Regions from separate parts of the Homo sapiens genome. Here region 1 is linked to region 2. A link is a loop called in an ENCODE intact Hi-C map of the cell type or tissue named here. Cell type or tissue: CD14-positive monocyte. All regions are shown on one strand. Links, peaks and the distances in the headings refer to the core of each region. The heading gives the core; the rest is flanking DNA. Region 1 has its middle 170 kb from the start of LINC02817. Region 2 overlaps LOC101929750 (a long non-coding RNA gene).

Region 1 (5,384 bases), core at 193-5,192, 69 kb before region 2:
GAGAAAGTATGAGATTTTAATTTTATTAGTCCTGATGCTAAAATAGTACCCTCATGTACTCATCCTTACTTTCAGTTACCTCTGTGATTATTATTTGGTAGCCCAGGATGGAGCATTTGAAAATACAGTGTTTTTCATACAGTAAACCACTCAGTTCTTTAGTCTATCTCAGTTGTAGTTTCTAACTAGGGCAGTCACAAAAAGATAGATTCCATCAATATTTCATATTAAAGAACAAGGAACTGGATTTTTTTTTTATTTACCTTCTACTGTGGAGCATTCCCAGAAAACCATGCTTTTACAGAGCGCATTAGGATCATAAATGTGTTAATGCATAAAACATCCCATTATTCTTGCTATCTCCTCCAGAGAAGGAAACAGTGATAGAGAGAGATTAATGGATGAACCAAAAGCCATCCAGGAAATTAGTAGCAGGCAGGTCTGGGATTAAACTTCTGAATTCCTGCCACCCACTGTTAAGTGGAAGTCAATAGTCCACGCAGCCTCCCCAGATTCCATTTATAGTGTTGTGGAAATGGGGGAGGGGAGGGCACTGCTAGGTAGCCTGACAGCTAGGTATGCAAATTATCAGCTAAGACACAATTGTGAAAACAATCATGGAGCCTGTTTACATTCCAAATCACTTAGAGGTTTCCTGCTGTGTCAAAGATGTCATCCCAACAAAGGAATCTGAAGCTGAAACTTGGAGAAATGCTGCGGCTATTTAAACTGCAAATCCTCCAACTACATTTCCATATCCATACAGAATGATTCTATGAATACCCTGAGAGTCATGTTAAAGTCATAAACAGAATGTAGCACAGGGAAATGGGGGCCCAGGATTACCTCAATGGCTTCTCCATTGACTTTTTTATATGATGGCGACTGATAACTCACAATGGGCTCATAGCAGTCTTTAGGTACATGGGCCAGTTCTGCTATGCAGGGAGTTATTTATGAAATAGAGAAGAGTGAAGAGACATGGAAGAGGTTAGTAGGTCTGCCTCTTTCCAGAGGAATTACCTTGAGCAAGTTACTTACCTTTTCATAACCTTGTTTTTACCATCTGTGTCTGGAATCCAAATAATTTCAGCCTTATATAATACGTTGGGTTATTGTGAAGATAAAATGAGATAGCAGGCCAGGTGCTGTGGCTCAGGCCTGTAATCCTAATACTTTGGGAGGCTGAAGTGGGATAATCCCTTGAAGCCAGGAGTTTGAGACCAGCCTAGGCAACATAGAGAGACCCTGTCTTTATAAAAAAAAAAAAAAAAAAAATTAGCCAAGGATAGTGGCACATGCCTGTAGTCCCAGCTACTTGCGAGGCTCAGGTGGGAGGATAGCTGAGCCCAGGAGTTCAAGACTGCAGTGAGATATAATGGCACCACTGCACTCCAGCCTGGGTGACACAGCAGACACTGTCTCTACAATAAATAAGTAAATAAGCAAACAAACGATTTAATTTAATTTCAATAAAGAGCAGAAGATATATTTATTTATGAAACTGAAAGCCCTAAGTCCATTAAAAATATACATAGTTGGGTATAAGAGCATGTAGAATAATTCTTCAACATTACAACCTCTTAAAGCAGATGTGCATTTGTATATCTGTTATGAACTGAATTTTTTTTAGTTTTTGGTTTCCTGCTTTTAGAGCAGCAGTATCCTTGGTGGCAGGAACACAGGCTGTGGAGCCAGAGAGACATGAGTTCAAATCCCAGTTCTGCTACTTACTTGCTATGTGCCCTGAGACTTGATTTCCTTACTTGTAAAATAGGAATGCTCATACCTAACCTAAATGGTGCTCTAAGAAAAAGTAACAGTGTATATCCAGATTTGGATCATGGTACATCATTGACACTTAAAATATGTCAACTACAATTATTATCAAAAGGAGTTATATAGAAATGCATTCACCCTGCACATACTAGCATGTCAGTGTAAGTGGTGCCTTAGATCATCATCCAGCTCAGAGTTCTGTATTCTCTTCAAGATTCTGGTTTTGATGGTCGGGTTCACTAGCCACTGGCCCCCCACGCTAGACGCACGAATGGAAATCGCCTGCAGTGGGAAATGGGAGGATTACCCTGGGGTACATCTGAGTGGATGCAGGCGAGGGGACATAGTGAGTACACCCAAACCTGAACGCTTTGAGGAATGAGCTTATGACAATACAGTAATTGCAGAACTTCCAATCTGAAGCTGTTTCTCATTAATTCATCAAGTGTATCTTAAACTCCTTTCATATACTGTGCCAGATACAGAGAAGGGTTTTTAAAAGAAGTGGCATACGTTTTTAAAGTATAAGGCATGCCATTTGCTCTCTAAAAACTCGTAATGTAGTTGGTTCAACGAGACTACCGCTCATGAAACAGCTCAGTTAGAGCCTCCTGCTAACCTTGTGAGACCAGGCAAACCATTGGACTGCTCCTTCTCTGCAGGTCAAATGAAGAGCTCAGAAAGTCATAGTTATGCTGCACTGCAGTGCACGTTAATGTTCCTCCTAGTCACTAGCTCCCTGAGGGCGTCAGCAGAATCCACATGTTCTACCACCCCACCACCTACTGGAAACATAGAATCATACGCAAGATTTCCACTTTAGGTTAATGACTAGTCAAATTAAGAGATGCTGAGAAGAGCAAATGTCATTCCAAATTGAGTTAAAGCACACAGACATGCACATACACACACACACACACACACACACACACACACACACACTTCCAGCTGCTTCTTTTAATGTGACCCAGCACACATTGGAACACTGGGGCTCAGTCCCTGTAAGCAAGAACTTTCTTTCCACTCACATAAACCAGGCACATCCCACAATTTCAATGAACCAAACGCTTGGCCTTCAAAAGACGTGACTCTCCTACATTTTCATCACATTTTAGTTATTTTCCATATCGATAGTTGAAACTGTCCTACAACTTCAGGGCTATAGCTATTTTTTTCCACCTGTCTGCTAAAATGCTCTCAATTTTCCTCCCTAGCTCTTCTTTGCATTGAATTGCGTACCTTTATCGAATGCAAAAAAAAAAAGTAAAGTTTGAAGAGACCAGAGCATTTGGGGAAGTATGATTATTTGCTAAGCCTTACATTTTAAAGTGATTAGCCAAGGTTTGAGAAATTTCTCAGAGTGACTGTCATATGGAACCAAATAAAAAACCACAGAGATATTTGTAGTTTAAATGTTCTTTAAGTAACTGCATTATTACCACAGCACCTCCGAGGCTTCCCCTTTTTGCAGATTGCACATTGTCACCACTTCCTAAATAGCTGGCCTTATTAAAACACTACAGGCTTTGGTAAAAATATCTCTTGCTTTGGATAATTTAATAACTGTGGAGGGGGAAGATCTGGTTTTGTTTCTACAAAATCCTATCTTTGGGTTTACCACCCAAAAGAAAGAAATCAATTTAAAACATGTGTTTGGAGAGTGTACTATTTGCTTAATACCATGCTTGACAGAGAGGGAGATGGAGAAAAGCTTACAAATGAGATGGCAGAGATCAGCAGCACTCTCAAAATGATATAATGAGAGTTTCAGCAATGGGGTTACTCAAAGGGTCAGAAGAAGGAGAAACTCCTAGATGCTAGTCTCCTCACCAAGCCTTTGTTCACTGTTGTTGCTTTTAGTTATCGGCTGTACCCTCAACTGTTCTAATGAAACCAAGTCATCACAATCTATAGTGGGAAAATACTTTCCATCAGCTCAGTTGCATTCTTATCCTGTCATCTTGATATTTATTGGTTTCCCACCAAGAAATCAAAGGTGGTCAGAATGCCCAGTTACGTCCCTGCTGTATCTTGATTTAGCAGCAATGGCTGTTGAAGGCCGGAGACCCAATGATGTAGGAAGAAAGGCTGATCCTTTCCCTGCCAGCTCTGTGCCCAAGTTAATGATTCCATCATGTGGGTTTGTTTCCTGGGAGAAAATATTCCTTTTGGAAGGGGAGGGAGGATGAGTGCAGTCTGACTTCATGGCAGAGCATTTTGCAGTATGCTTTTTTTTCCCTTACTGCTAATTCCTGACCTCAGCAGATAAATAGAAATGAGACTCAGGCAAGTTAAAAATAATTTTAAGCTCTTCTCCCAGAGGCAAATGCTATATAACAGGAGACCCAAACAGAACACTTCGGCCCGAGTCCTAGCCATGATCTGGGTTCCACAATATGCTAGTTAAAATTCTTATCATCGCTTGATGACAATCAGTCCCTGGGAATTCTGGAATGGTTGCAAATCCGCCATTTCCTGCAATTCATCAAAACCTGGCCTCTAAATGGTTATGACTTTCTTCAGAAATATCATCATACATCACAGTCATGGGAGTCCCCTGTGTTCCTCTTCCCTACTATGACTGGGTCACCTTTCAGAATGCTTATTTTTACCAGAGGAAAATGTAGGATGGAGTGACCTCTGATGAGACGTGTCTAATCTAAGAAGGATGGTTGTTCATAATCTAAATTGCAGATAAATTAAATGAGCTTATCTCCCAGAAGGGCTAGAGCAAGATAAAACAAAACAAAACAACCCCCCTCCCCAAATGTAGTGTGTATTCAAACATTCTGTGGTTTAAGACAGCAAAAAACAAGAATGCCTAGATTGGATGAAAGCAGGAAAAAGATTAAGGTCAAGTAGAACATTCTCAGAGTGATGTGGAGAAAAGAACACTGGACTCAGAGGAAATCTGAATATCAGAGTTCTTGTTCCAAGTTGCTGAGTAACTTCTCTCTGGTCTGTTTCCTCAGCTCCATAGCATTCCAGTACTAACATTCTGTGCTTCGAATCAATCAATCACTGTAAAATCTGCCCAGAAGACTCCATCATCTCTTTCCTCCAAGGCAAGAGAAGGAAATAGGACAAAAGCAGATGCTACACTGAACAGATGACTTCTTCCCATCAGCACAGCCATTGCTCACACCCTGACTGCCATCCTGCCATCTTGTTCAGGGACCTACATGGGCTTCATTGAAAACTCAAAAACAATTCAAATTCTTATTTGTCCAAAAAAGCCCAGAGCCTTCTCCATCTAGTCCCAAGCTGAGAACAATCTACGGCCCTTTCATCCTTTTATCCTTTTATTTCACACTTCTTGGACACCTGCCATATTTCCTTCCTTCATTTTGGTATGAAGTCAGAGGTCAAATTCAAGACCTGTTAGAAAAGCATTCCAGATCTCACAAATGATGATCAGTGCATTTAGCCCACATCAGGGAATCCATCGCTTTTACTCCATTAATTCTCATTTCTGCCCACTGGGCACAGAACCTTACAGGAAGCACTAGAAGCTTGGATTGTGCCACAAGGACGTTACCATCTAGTTGGAGAGACCAAAGCACAGGAAATAAGGACCTCCTTACAAGTGAAACATGAATCCAAAA
Region 2 (5,384 bases), core at 316-5,315:
CATTAATCTTACTTAAATTTTCCATCTAAATCATGTCCTGAGGCCATATTACTCTGAGGAAACTGTGCCTTACTTTAAATGCATTGTGCTACTGAAAACGATATTAAAAGAAGGGGGGAAAGAATTTTTCTCCTTTTTTTGTTCTCCTGCCTGGTTTTTCCAACATTAAAAAAATCCATGTGAAACCTTCTGGCTCTTCTAGAAGAACCAATGTCTACTCAAATCAGCACTAGCTCTTTCCAGTCACTTACAGGAAGCAGTATCAGTCACAGAACATTTTCAGGAACTTTGCTCTAATTTATCTGTTTCTTCCCATCTGTGAACTCTGAGTCATGGTGGCTTATGGCAAACGTTTTTTCTTTTTAGTAGTGGCAGGCGGAGCATCTTTTTCTTAGCCACTTTTTGACTTTCACATGTACAGAACTGCAACCACTGTCTTTCCTGAAGATTCTACTGTGGCCTTTTTATTCCTTCCATTTTTTAAATAAAAAACATTAAAATCTGCTTAAATGTTTAAACTATTTAAAAATTTCCAAGGTGGGGAGAAATATCATAGAGGCTTTTGTAGAGCTTCAAGAAAGGACTCGGCTGGCTCTGAAGCCACACCCAGCTCGATGCCATTGTCTGCTACCTACTGTAAGCTTAATTATTAAGTGCACTAAAAGGTGATAGCATAATGTTGACTCAAACCCACAAACCCTCAGAAATGCTGAGTTTTCTCTGCTTATCCGGAGCATCTGCTTTCTTAGGCTTTACAAAGAAAGGGGAATCTTGGGACAGAGCCCCGCTATTTCTTAACACTCTTGAAAACGGCTGAACAGAGAAAATGACAGCCATCACAGAAGTGATGCTGCTCATCAGGACCCGAGTATTGTGTGGCCTTTCACAGCCACCTCTGCATTACTCCTCCCAGCATCCTCTAGGGCAGGCATCGCTTTCACCACAGGCAGGTGAGAAAGGAGTAATAAGTGAAACGCCCACCTGTGGTGGCGGGATTACCCGGAAAGGAAGGAGCCAGGACCAGAGCTGAGGCCATCAGTCCTCTGACAATTCAAACCACTGGTGAGTGGAAGGAAGTAGACTCCCATCCAGTCCTCTGTAGAAGAGATGGCACAGAGGCCCCTCAAACCCATCCTGTCAAACCCCAGGTGAGTTGGAAGCAGTGCCATTCGCTCAGCCATCAAAGCCGAGGGTTTTATGGTTAACCTAGCCTCCTTCCTCTCTCATCTAAACAAAAAATGCTTTCAGGACCCACCCCTCCTCTGCCTCAGGCAAATCCTCAGCACCTCGAACTTGAACAGTTACTCAACCGATAACAGCCACAGCTCTCACTCTACCTTTTCTCACACTATTACCAGATGGATTCTTCCAAAATTCCATCATGCTGATCCCCTTCTTGGACTTTTCACAGGCTCCCATTCCACACAGGATAAGCTCCCATGGTGAAAACACAGCCCCTGACTGTCTTCTCAGTCACATTTCCTGCCGTTCACTCACCTCAACTCAAACCCGATGAACCACCAGTTCAGACACACTAACAGTTTCAGCAAACATCATGTTGTTTCTGTTAAAGCAAACTAAATGTGGCCAGAGAAGGACTCTGTATTTCTATATTTGAGTCCTTGGGGACAAACTGCAACCAACTTAATAGGTAGACAAGATTGAGAACGTAACTTGGGAGTGTGTGCCTGTAACAGTGGTTGGGTCTTGGCCAATCCCAGCAGCCATGTCAACCACTCAAACACTGTAGAGTGTTCAAACTGTGTTCAAATAAGCCAAACGCTGAGCTGTAACCAATCCAGTTGTTTCTGTACCTCACTTCTGATTTCTGCATGTCACTTCCCTTTTTCTGTCTATAAATCTTCTTCCACCACGTGGCTGTGCTGGAGTCTCTCTGAATCTGCTGTGATTCTGGGGGTTGCCAGATTTGCGAATTGTTCATTGCTCAATTAAACTGCTTTAAATTTAATGCTGCTGAAGTTTTTATTTTAAGACCTCCTTTATGTCTCACCTGAACTCCCTATAGTCCCCTAGACCTGTCGCGCTCCTCAAGGCCATGTTGGGCCCTGAGCTCTGTGCTTCCATATTGCCCTGTGCGTGCCTCTAGCCCAGTGCTTATCACAGTGCATTGAAATGATCCATTCACAGTTGTCTCTGACTAGACCGAGGCCCTTCCCAGAAGGACCACTTCTTACTCACCCTCGTTAGCCAACATGTAACCCAGTGCCTTGCCTATGGCAGATGCTCAATCAATGTCTGCTGCACTGAGCATGGATTCTGCTTCGTTTTTACCATCTTACTTAAAACTGTTTGATGATTCAGAGAGCTTGTAATACTTTTTTCCCTGAGGGAATTTTAGCTGGGCTGCTTATCTCATGGTTTCATTTCCCTTCCATTTCCCACAACTCATTCCTCCTTCCTCCTTAACTTCCTCTATGACCCTCCCCAGGCCAAGGAGAACACTCTGTGTACTCTTTTCTGTTGACCATAACTTCTAGTCCTTTCATTCACTAGCTCAGGACTATCTCCCTCAAGGATTTCCATGCTAACCCTAATCCCACATGGCCCAATCATTCGGGCCATCCTTGAGCCCAACACTATTTGGTTACAAGCTTGTTTCTGGGTTCCTCCTATTTGTGGAGTTGAGCGTCTCTGGTAGCTTGTTTGGTTATCTTAGATTGTGTGCTCTGTGAGGGCAGCTCAAATCTCTCAAGAAGCACATCCCCGAGGCATAGGCTGACCTTGCAAGAGACTAGGGCCAACTCCAGAAAACATTCCGCTGGTTTTAGTCACTGAAAACTCCCAGGCCCACTGTGGTAGAGCTGTGCTCAAAGTGAATGGTTTAAAGTAGAGGTATGACAGACCACCAACATAGAAAAAGCCATCTGCTCAGCTATCACACCGCCCTGCCAGTAGAGGATTACTCAGAGCCTACTGTCTATTCCTCTGTTTCAACGAGCTACCCTCATAACATTCTTTGAGGTTACATGCCCCCACTGAAATGAATAATGGCATAGTTTATGGTAAATGGTGAACTGAAAAAAGAGCGGTGTCATTATTGCTGTAAGTACCCACAAAAGATGTTTATTATTGCACACAGACACAGCCACAAACACACAACTCATTGCTAATAAACTCATTTATTTCCACATAAAGTTGCACAATGTTGTGCAACCCAGCAAAAGGCTGAGAAATGTCAGCAATTCAGACCAAGACTATTTGTCAACAAAACCAGTCCATTTCACCAGCTTCAGCAAACCATTTCTTGCGAGAAGCTTTTTTTTTTTCATAGAAGAAAATCATCACACATAACCTTAAATAGAAAGGACAAATGCTCACAATCCCACAGACAAAGCAAACAACAAGTTGAGGTAATATTGAAGGGACACTTGGAGGTTGTGGGGTGGGGAAGAGGACATCACTTTGTTGCCTGAGTTGCCTAGATCAACATTTTTTCTGTTACTAAAGAAAAAAAAATCGAAGAAAAATTACAGGAAAAAAAGTCTTCTCACTTATTACCAAACAGTTATTTAAAGAAATCTTAATTTTTTTTAATGTTCTACACACATTCATTGTGGCTTTACTACGCACCAGAGACTATATTAGGTACTCAGAACATAAAAATAGATAAAGCCAAGTTCACAGACTAATAGAAGAAAGAAACAGAGGCACAGATCACCATAATAATACAAGATGACTGATTATGATAGAGATATGTCATTGGGAATTATAAGCTCAGAGAAGAGGCATTTTTAGTTTGCCTCTGGCAAACTTTTTTACTCAAGTCAGCCTGTCTGCCTAATTTTTTATTCTTACAATAGTCTTTACAGATCTTGAAAATAAATACCTAAGACAATTTAAGGGGAAAATACATATATGAGAAGCAAAATAATTATTGCTATAACTCAAAGAGAAACAAAGTTATTCAGAGGAAAGAGGCCATGAAATAAAGCCAGAGAAACTGGGGAAAGGAGAACACCCCAGGGGCTGTCATTTCACTGGTGGTAATGAGAATTCAAGAGTCAATACAGTGAGAGTCACGTCAACTAGACAAGGTCTGGAATAAGAAATAGAAGCAGCTTCTCAATTTGATTCTCTCCCCCACGCTCAAGTGAATTTTTTCTTCTCAATGTATTCATGTCCTTTACTATAATCTAGTGGTCCTGAGGACACTTATGGGCAAAGTCTTGCATTCCCTACCCTTCCAGGCTTAGTTGGGGAGACAAGGCCAGATGATACAAGAATCAAGGTGACATGGACGTGGGCATGAGGGCCTTGGGAGTTAAGAACCAGGAAGGGCCGGGGACGGTGGCTCACGCCTGTAATCCCAGCATTTTGGGCGGCCAAGGCAGGTAGATCATGAGGTCAGAAGATTGAGACCATCCTGGCTAACATGGTGAAACCCTGTCTCTACTAAAAATACAAAAAACTACCCGGGCGCAGTGGTGGGTGCCTGTAGTCCCAGCTACTCAGGAGGCTGAGGCAGGAGAATCGCCTGAATCCAGGAGGTGGAGGTTGCACAGTGAGCCAAGATTATGCCATTGCACTCCAGCCTGGGTGACAAGAGCAAGACTCCATCTCAAAAAAAAAAAAAAAACAAAAAAACAGGAAAGATCACAGCAAGTTAAGACATCTGTGAGAAGGCAGTGAATATTCCAAAGGCAGGAACAAGATGAACAAAAAGATGTGGAGATCAAAATTAACAAAGTTTAGAAGACTTTTAAAAGTTTGAATTAGGCCAGGCGTGGTGGCTCATGCCTGTAATCCCAGCACTTTGGGCGGTCAAGGCAGGTGGATCACAAGGTCAGGAGATTGAGACCATCCTGGCTAATATGGTGAAACCCTGTCTCTACTAAAAATACAAAAAATTTACCTGGGCGTGGTGGTGGGCACCTGTAGTCCCAGCTACTCGGGAGGCTGAGGCAGGAGAATTGCTTGAATCTGGGAAGTGGAAGTTGCAGTGAGCCAAAATCGTGCCACTGCACTCCAGCCTGGTGACAGAGTGAAACTCTGTTTGAAAAAAAAAAAAAAATTTTTAAGTTCTTTGTAGATTCTGGATATTAGCCCTTTGTGAGATGGGTAGATTGTAAAAATTTTCTCCCATTCTGTAGGATGCCTGTTCACTCTGATAGTAGTTTCTTTTGCTGTGCAGAAGCTCTTTAGTTTAATTAGATCACATTTGTCAATTTTGGCTTCTGTTGCCATTGCTTTTGGTGTTTTAGTCATAAAGTCCCTGCCTGTGCCTATGTCCTGAATGGTATTGCCTAGGTTTTCTTCTAGAGTTTTTATGGTTTTAGGTCTAACATGTAAGTCTTTAATCCACCTTGAATTAATTTTTGTATAAGGTGTAAGGAAGGGATCCAGTTTCAGCTTTCTACATATGG

The links. Hi-C counts contacts between places; a loop is a spot of excess contacts. Peaks named below come from ENCODE experiments on the same cell type or tissue, not always from the same donor. Only the 100,000 strongest peaks of a DNase experiment are listed, where the experiment ranks them.
Region 1: it touches region 2 in a loop (3.0-fold over the local background); 4 of 110 quality-filtered maps call a loop at or near these places.

The regions. Positions count from the first base shown.
Region 1 is chr1:221,164,901-221,170,284 of GRCh38, reverse strand. No RefSeq gene overlaps it. Among named protein-coding and RNA genes, the nearest start is that of LINC02817, 170 kb to the left of the region's middle. RefSeq lists a silencer at 3,100-3,219. In CD14-positive monocyte, for the core only: no CTCF peak of the experiment used is centred there; a DNase peak (open chromatin) is centred at 3,204; H3K4me3 peaks cover 2,563 bases; H3K27ac peaks cover 1,812 bases.
Region 2 is chr1:221,095,651-221,101,034 of GRCh38, reverse strand. The region is part of intron 5 of LOC101929750 (a long non-coding RNA gene); the gene reads right to left. Among named protein-coding and RNA genes, the nearest start is that of HLX-AS1, 220 kb to the right of the region's middle. In CD14-positive monocyte, for the core only: no CTCF peak of the experiment used is centred there; DNase peaks (open chromatin) are centred at 1,814, 2,364 and 3,144; H3K4me3 peaks cover 3,329 bases; H3K27ac peaks cover 2,603 bases.